2 separate regions of the Homo sapiens genome follow, and region 1 is linked to region 2. Evidence: chromatin contacts called from ENCODE Hi-C data. All regions are on one chromosome and are shown on one strand. Each heading gives the region's core, a stretch centred on a gene start or an enhancer-like site at or near the end of the contact. The rest is flanking DNA. Distances are from core to core; before and after follow the strand shown.

Region 1 (4,468 bases), core at 38-2,537, 5.0 Mb after region 2:
CCATACTGAATGGGTTTGGAAATCCCAACTCTTTTCTCTACCTGCTCTGTGATACCAGGCAAGTTAAAGTCTTGTGTGCCTCAGTTTCCTACCTCACCGTGTTATGGTGATTAAATTAATATATATGTGGAGTACTTGACACACAGTCAAGCCTGCGATTACTGCTGTTCATGGTTTTATTTTCTCTACTAGACACCAGTAAGGCACCCCCAGAACTCGCTGTGTTAAGTAGATTCTGGTTGGATATAGAAACACAGGCACCCCAGGCGGAATGCAGATACGCCTCAACATGTGGATTAAGTAAGAGCCAGGAAGCAGAGTAATGAAGCAAAAATAAGACGTCCAGAGTCACCTTTTAAGAAAATGTGGGTTGGTGGTTGCTTAAGAGGGGAGGAGACAATTTAGATGGGATGTATGGCGTGAGCAAAGGGCAAGAATGAGCACGGTGTAGGCACAAGTCCATGGAACTGCTTGGCTGGATCGGGATTTTTTTGTCATAGAGTGTTAAGAAATAGTCGATCAGTTGAGGAGTAGAGGAGTGAAGACCTTGGAAAGTTGCCAAAAGCCTCGAGAATTTCTCTACATGTGTGACATGTTCTCAGGACTCAACTTTTTCTTTTAGGTTTGGAAGACCCGCAGTAAGTGTGCTTTAGAATTAAATGGGTGGGAAGGGGAGCTAGGCAAAACACCTCGCACTTAGCACTAAATAAAGTTCGCTGTTGCCCTAAGAGACTGAAAAGGTTACTTTAACAAAGGGGGCGGGGTTAACTTAACGTAGATGTTTAACTCGTATACAGATGAACATTCCAGTTGATCACTCTGAAGCTTTTTGGCTAAAGCGTTTGGGTTTAGAGCTTCCATTACTCATTCGCCTTGCCCAAGGCCTCAGCAACCGACGTTCGAAAGCCAGGAGAAAAGGCGAATGATAAAGGGCGCTCCACGCATGCGTTAAGAAGCCGCCCCAACTCCCCCGCGGCGTTCTTTCTTGGAACAAAACTAGCGCGGAGCCACGGAACTCCGCAGTTTGCGTAGACTTGAATTTCCTATTCCTCGGACGATCCATGTGGAATCCGTGAGTAGTGCGACTCCTTTACGCAACTGGCGTTATCCGAAGTGAATAGCTAGGTGGCGCGTGTACGCCCATAGCGTAGCACCCATAGGCGGACGGGGTGCGGCTGCGCAGGGAGCTGAGTGGACCTTGTACGCCGCAAGCGTAGCAGGGTGTCAGACGCGCCGGTTTCTGCGACGCAGTTAGCGCAGTCTGCTTTGGTGAATACACGATTTGGTGCAGCCGGGGTTTGGTACCGAGCGGAGAGGAGATGCACACGGCACTCGAGTGTGAGGTAACTATAAAACCCCGATTTGTTTACATTCCCTCCCCCAGAACCGGCCCCGTGCGCGGCGGAGACTGCGAGTCCCGGGACGGCGTGGGGGTAGAAAGGGAGAACAGAACCGGGGAGTCGGGGCTGGTTCCCTCGGGGATGCGGGCGCTGGGGTTCCCGCAGCTGCTGCAGTCGGCGGCGGCCAGCCGAAGCAGAGCGCGTGGTGGGCAGAGTGTTGGGCGCCGCGGCTCCTCGTGTGCGGTCTGGGCTGCTGCGGGCCGCGGGATCGGGAGCCGGCGGCATCCACTTCGCGTGCGGAGCCTCGCGCCCCCCTCACCTTCCTGTGGAGGTTGGCGGAGCCTCGCGGGCCGCGCCCGGGGTGGGGGAGTGACCGCTGGGCGGGTGGCGGCGGTTAGGGGGCTGCGCGCCGGCCGCGGATGGCGTCGCAGGCGCGGGCGGGCGAGGCTTTGGGGATCTGTAGGCAGGTCTTCGGGGGCTTGGCGACCAGCGCCCCGGTTTTTTCTTCTCCAGTCCTTCTCTCTGGTCTGTAATGGGGCGAGGGGACCCCGGGATGGAGCCTCGGCACCGCTGTTCCGGACCGAGGCTAACGGACGGCGGCGCCTCTGCTCCTACTAGTTTTCTCCCGGACCAACCGAAAAGCCGAGGCGGAGCGCGGGGGTGTGAAGATCTCGGCCTGCTGGGGGTCCCTGGAGCTGAGGGTGAGGGTGGGGCCGGGTCGGTGGGACAGGCCGGGTGGGCCGGAGGTGGCGCGGCCGCACGGCTTTGTTCCGGAAAGCCCTTAGGTGGAGAGCGATGTGGGGCGCGGCAGGGGGATCGCGTAGAGGAACCTTCGCGCACCGCCTCTCCGGGTCTGGGAATCTGCTGAACTCCTTGCCTCTCCTGGGGTCCCTCGAACGCCCCAGCTAAGAAGGGCGGGGGCCTTGCCAGGGCGCGAGCAACATGACGTTCAAGGTCTTCCTGTGGCTTCTGTAAAGAAATGTTCACGTGGGAGCCTGTCCACATGGGCTGTACTAAGGATCTGGCACGAGGAAGAAATATCACTGCAGAACCTGAAGCCCTCCGTTGGAAGGGTCGTTCACTCGAGTACCTATTCTAAGTAACAGTGACACAAAACACATGTTAGAAAAAAACAAAAAGTATGGTAGGTTATACTGTTTTTTAAAAGAAACTTTTATTTATGCCTTTTGCTGTTAAGTCCTCTAATTTTACATTGGAACTGAGTCATTCTTGGAGCAAAACTAGAATAGGTTTGTATTTGTTTTCTTTTTGGATGTGTATCTAAATTGTACATAATTAAGAAAAAGCAAGTAATGGAAAAGCTGGAGATGTAGAACTTAGTTCCTTCTAACTTAGTATGCAATTGAAAGCCTCAAGTCAAGACTCCTGTGTATTGTTTTGTATTAGGACTCTATTGTACAAATATTTGAGTACCTTAATATGAGTCAGTTACTTTTTCTAGATCTTGGATCCATGCCAGACAACGCACATTCTGCAGACACTGGTTACTCCAGTGGCTCCTTACTGGAAACATATAATATCAGTGATAAGTGCTGTGAAGAAAATAAAACAATGATGTGCTGGTATGGATTTTTAACTTTTTTATGTGATGAACCACAGAATGATGGTTTTAAATGTATGAAATACATAGAATTGCAACAGAAACCAGTTATGAAATAATGAAGATATTAAATATGACATCTATATTTTAGTAAAGCATTAGTGAGGACTGTAAATGATCTTTAAAGAATTTGGCTTAAATTTAATCTAAAATTGCTATCAGGTATTTCACATCGCTGTAATTTTTGCCTGCATTCGTAACTGAAGAGATAAGTAAATGTCAGAGGTTAAGATAAATCTTTTTCTTTTTTTACCTGTCCATATTTACAAACATTCTGCGTTCCGTACATAGACGCCTGGATAAGAACCCCTGTGCAAGAATGACTTTGGTGCTACTTTAAAAAAAGTGGTTGGGGAAGACCTCATAGGAAATGACATCAATAATAGATTGCATGATAACCTATACTAGTTCTTACTGTTACCAATTTAAATTCTAACTGCTTAAAAGCTAACACGGTCCTTCCCTTTTTTTGAGCACCTGATTTGAAGTACTTTGAGTAGGCCTCAAGTGTCGTATGCAAGTACTAATCTAGGGGGTGTGCCTTTTTCAAAAGTGATTTTTGGAGAAGATAGGATGTAGTATTATAGCAAGGAAAATTCAGCATCTGGGATGATCATTTCCTTCTGATTAGAGAAATTTACCTTGTTAATATTCTGTTCACCCAACCCTTCTACCCTCAGTGTTGACCAATACTGGAAAAAATTTAGGGCTTTGGAGTGAAATTTTAAAAGTTCAAAACCTTGATCTATTAATTAGTTTGCTTACCTTGAGGAAGTTGCTTATCTTAATCTTCTATTTGAACTTCAAGTACAAAAACCCTACTCACGGACTTAACTGTGACCATTAAATGAGATAACCAAAAGGCTGAAGATGATAGTGAGTTGATTTTACCTTTTTTCTACATACAGATGTTTCAGTTCTTTCATTAGTGGTTGAAGGTCTGCGTTCTTTTTCTCCCTCCACTCCCTCCTTGACTACCCCCAGAATGAGCTTTGATGGTCTCTACTGGGCCTTTGGGGGGGATACATTATCCTGTTGTTTTTGTTCTGTTACTTATATATAATACTCATGGATTTATTTCTACTTCTCTTCCATTTTCTAATTTATAATAACATGTGCATCTTGTTTTCCCTGCCAAACTAAATTTCGTGAGGGGGTACATACTGCACAGTTTTTTTTGTCACATACTGCTTATGACACATGAATATGCAGAGCTTGTCAAGCTCTTTAATTAAGTTTAAAATGCTAATTGAGTGAATCAAAACTTAACCATTATGGTTAGGCTAAAAATGTCAGCTTGTGTTTATATAGTGCTTACCTCAGTATTGGAAATGCCATGAGTTTAGTATCAGAAGGACATTATTACTAGTGCATTTTAAAGTGATACCAGTCATAGTTGCAAAAGAAAGTACACAATGGGAAATGGAAGAGAAATGTAGGGAATCAAAACAACTAGTTTTTTCCTTTATAACGGAAGTTTTATAATTCATCTTTTATGTAAGTGTAA
Region 2 (4,310 bases), core at 1,659-4,158:
CTTACACCTGTCTGGGATGCCTCCAAGAACACTCTAAAGCCTTGAAACTGTTTGATCTCTTCCAGAGGGCCTTCAGAGGATAATCAGACACCATAATTGTTACCTTCCAGGATGGAATGTGAATCTCTTTGCTTTCCTCTAACAAATCCTCAGGGCGTGGGAGTGGGAGAAGACTGTGTGTGTGCTGGAGTCGGGAGGAGGTATTAGGGATGGCATGAGTGACAAAACCTGGTAAGGTGGAAAAAAAGAATCCATCGTCTGACTTGACTCAGATACAGGCGAATGCTTCAGTTCTTTTTGAGCTACCATATTGACTACAGTGTTGTCATACAGACATACAGAATTGGATGCTTAAAAGCTTAAAATTTTATCTTTCCTTCATTTTCCTTCCTCCCACCACTTCCCCCAGCACCACAGGGCATTTAAGGCAAAGTAAAGTGGGCCAAAAATGCCATTCTTAATGTGGGAAGAATACACTATCTAAATGTGCCCAGAAAACAAACAAGGATAGATTCCACTGTTTAACTGTAGAAACCAGATACAACTCAGAAGAAAAAGTATCTGTCCTGACACATTTCCTTTTCAGCATCATGTTCAGCCAGACACAGACAAGCTTGGGAAGAGGATTTAATGTTGTTTCTTCCAACTCTGGAAACAATTCCACTAGAAGGCTCAATAGTTCAGGTAAGACCACTCATTTCGTGACTCATGAATCCGTGATTATACATCTTTACGGAAAAAAGTTCTTTTTTTCTAGCTTTCAGAACCAAGAGTGTTTGCAAAACATCAAGATTCCATAGAGGAATTAGAAGAGAATTTTGCAGATTTCGTTGCCTGAACATTACCTTCCCCACCAACCAAGAAATTGCCTAAATCGTCTTTAACATGACCATCTAACTTTCTCTTTAGTAGAACAGGATCCACAGCTGCAAAAACCGTGACAATTAGGGAGACTAAGAGAAACTTCCAGCAGTGATTTCTGCAGTTAAAGAATTTCAGGAATTAAGCAGACTTATTCATTTGAAATATCAACTCAACTACTCCAGACAAAACCTGTCACTAATACTGAAGAAAAAGATTTAACTTTAATTATATGTATTCCATTGCGGCATTACTCATTTCTATAACATGATTTCGCAAAAAGAAAAAAAAAGGTTCTGTACTTTATTAAAGTCTTTTTCTTTCAATATCATCATCATCATCCTATCCCTTGCTGCAACATAAAGATGTGGTTTGAAGAATTTCCCATCTCAAAGAATGCCTTGTATCCCCATCAGCGAAGTAGGCACACTCTGGGAGGCCAGCCAGGGTGTGGGAATGGCCTCCTATAAAACTTGATTTTTATGTGTATGTTAAAATGGGATTCTACCTGTCTTTGCAGTAGTTTTATATTAATGAATGCTCTCTAATCTTCAAGAACACAATGCTAAAATTCTTTAATTTTTCCACTTTTTGCAAAGAATTGAAATATAGATTTAAAAAACAGACTTCCAAAATTTTTTTGGCAATAGCTTAAGTACATTTTTCTTCTTCTTCTTTTTTTTTTTTTTTTTTTTTGAGACTGAGTTTCGCTCTTGTTGCCCAAGCTGGAGTGCAATGGCACGATCTTGGCTCACTGCAACCTCCGCCTCCCGGGTTCAAGCTATTCTCCCGCCTCAGCCTCCCAAGCAGCTGGGATGTCAGGCATGCGCCACCACGCCCGGCTAATTTTGTATTTTTTGTAGAGACGGGATTTCACCACGTTAGCCAGGCTGGTGTCCAACTCCGGACCTCAGGTGATCCGCCCGCCTCGGCCTCCCACAGTGCTGGCATTACAGGCGTGAGCCCTGGCCAGCCTAAGTACATTTTTGAAGGTGCTTTAATACTTTGGTTAGCAAAGTTTATGCAAACCAAAAAATTCTATATTGTGCCTTGGGAACTCTAATTTAGCACACACCAGCACTATACTAGCGCCGTAGTTTTTCTACACCATGGACACAAAAAACATTAAACAGTAAAATAAAAGGCAGATTTTCAGGAGGTTAAAAAGGTTGGAATTAAATTACCCGGCCAGCGCGACAGTTGTCAAAGCTGTACTTCGGACTCCCTGGTTCCATTCCTCCCTCCTCCTCCCGTCCCAACGCCAGAGCGGAGGTGGGGAGGGGGCAAGATGGGCGAGGCAGAGATGCTCTCCCAGCCGCCGGTTCTTCCAGCGCCGCGCACCTGCCGCCCCTTCCTCCATGCGGTCGCTGCAGCCTTCCCGCCGGACGCCTCGCCCCCCCGGGCAGGGGCGCACCTGGACCACCTGCCTCCCCGCCTCTGCCCCGAGCCTGCGGGGGCCAGGGGAGCCCGGCGCGCTGTTGTTTTTTTTTTTTTTTTTTTTTTAAAGTCAGCCTCCTAGAGGATGTTGGATTTGGCGGGTGTGCTCTTTGAAATACTATATCGGGAACCTCACACATAATTTTTTTTTTTTAATTGCAAACCTTCCCAGTTCACTCCGCAGCTGGAGAGCAGGCCGGAGGCGGCGTTCCCCACCCGTCTCCCTCTTTGTCGTCCCCTCCCCGCGCCCGGAGCGGGACTCGCGGGAGCCGCCCACTCCCGGCGCCCACTTGGTTCCTCCCAGCTGCCGTGTGAATGGGCCGTCCTCCGGATTCCGCGGAGGGGGCGGCGGGAAGGGGCCGAGCCCCGGGCCCAGCGGCCGCCCCCGCCCCCGCCCGGCGGCGGCCCACGCCGGGATCTGCGTCACTCGGCCGCGCGTGGGCGGGAGCCGGAGCGGCGAATGTAGCAAGAGCGGAATCTCCCAATGTGACAGCGCGGGGTGGGGGAGTGGAGGCGGCGGAGGCGGGCGGGGGAGGGGGAGGAGGGTGTAGCGCGCGCGGGGAAGGCAGGGGAGGGGAGGGCAAGGCGCGGCGGGGGAGGCGCTGCCGCCGCCGCCGCCGCCCGCGCGCCGCAGCCTGGAGGAGCCGCCGCCGCCGCCGCGGCCAAGCGAGCGCCGTCGGGGCGGGTGGGCGGGAAGAAGCGGCGGGCCCGAGGTGGGGGGGAGCAGAGAGAGCGCGCCCACCACCTTCCCTTCCCCCCTCGATGGGAGCGGGGGCGTCCCGGCTCCTGCAGCCGCCAGAGGAGGGAGAGCCGGGGGCCGTCGCTTCGGAGTTGGGGCTGAGCAGTCCTCGGGGAGAGCGCGCCAAGACCGCTGCAGCCGCTGGCTGAGTACGTACCGGAGCGGACGGTCGCCACTCCCGGTCCGCCAAGTGCGGGACACTTTCGCGGCTGAGCGGCCACGGGCGAACTTGGGGCGGCTGAGTCGCGGGGCCACGCGGGCACTTTGGGGGCGGTGTCCGGGGGAAGCGGGCTCCGCGCGGCCGCCGCCGGAAGGAGAGGGCGGCCCCGGGCTCGTGTGGGCGATTCCCGGAGACATTCTGTGTGCCAGGGCGGCGGGGAGCGCGGCCCTGACTCGTGCATTTTCCCTCCGAGAAAGGTTGGGGTGCCGAGTCCGTTTTGCTAACGGGGCTGGGGGCGTCACACGGCGCTCTGGGGGTGTGCGATGTGGGTTGTGCGCGCCGGCCCCAGAGTTTTGCAGCCACCTTCGTCAGGGCAGTCTTTTTGTTTGTTTACTTTATAAAAGTGCTGCACTTACCGTCTCGATTTTCTTCTTGGGTATCTTCCCTTTCCGAATGTAGTTTTCTTTTTAAAAGCGGAAGGAGAGTTTTACATGGAAGTGGCTTACAGAAACTTGGCGCTGAGGTGCAGGGAAGCCAGAAACTCTTTGTGTCTCTAAGGCCGATGAGGAATTTGGAAACACATGTGGGACATACAAGCGTTGGATATAGAGGTGTGTGTGTGTGACCTTATCATGGAGAAACACTGAAAATACTATCAAATCTTTGTGGTCTGCAAACTCAGAGCTTCCAAAGCTTGAGATAGGAAATGACACTTCTGTTAAGCCTGAATGTTGCAGGATCTCGGGGAAAGGGATAGTTGAGATGGAATATACATTTGTCGATTCTGCAGACCAAGCTTTGCAGCGAGTGATCGGGAGGAATCGTAGACTTGCATGTACTTACACCTCGCTCCCTGAGATTCGGGAGGCACGGAAAATTTTGGGATGGCTGTTAATTTAAAATTTCATCTGAAAGAGTCGATTTGGAGTAACTTGTCACTACCAGTTGGTTTGCCAGTGACGTGTCTGCCAACTCAAAGAGTGCAAAGATCAGAAGCTGAAAGAGGAATTCTCAGATCTTGTTTAAAAATATTTTGGCAGTTTTAATAGATAATATGAGATTGCATAGGAACAGAGGAGCCGAATTTAAAATAGATTAGTCACGTAGGAAATG

Evidence for each region. Hi-C counts contacts between places; a loop is a spot of excess contacts on that map. Pooled maps may share reads with other maps.
Region 1: a map of CD4-positive, alpha-beta memory T cell shows a loop between it and region 2 (8-fold over the local background). The contact joins the promoter of SLC39A10 here to the promoter of NAB1 in region 2. A Hi-C loop is called at or near these places in 2 of 168 maps with a recorded cell type or tissue (CD4-positive, alpha-beta memory T cell and CD8-positive, alpha-beta T cell) and 7 of 50 pooled maps.

Annotation. Positions count from the first base shown.
Region 1 is chr2:195,655,939-195,660,406 of GRCh38, forward strand. It overlaps SLC39A10 (solute carrier family 39 member 10), which reads left to right and starts at 1,288. Exons shown (of 10, transcript NM_020342.3): 1 at 1,288-1,343. RefSeq lists silencers at 1,557-1,606, 1,637-1,756, 1,957-2,056.
Region 2 is chr2:190,646,175-190,650,484 of GRCh38, forward strand. NAB1 (NGFI-A binding protein 1) reads left to right here and starts at 2,909. Exons shown (of 10, transcript NM_005966.4): 1 at 2,909-3,186; 2 at 3,672-3,808. It also overlaps a transcript of NEMP2 not described here. RefSeq lists silencers at 2,170-2,219, 2,230-2,279, 2,360-2,409, 2,440-2,809, 2,820-3,419.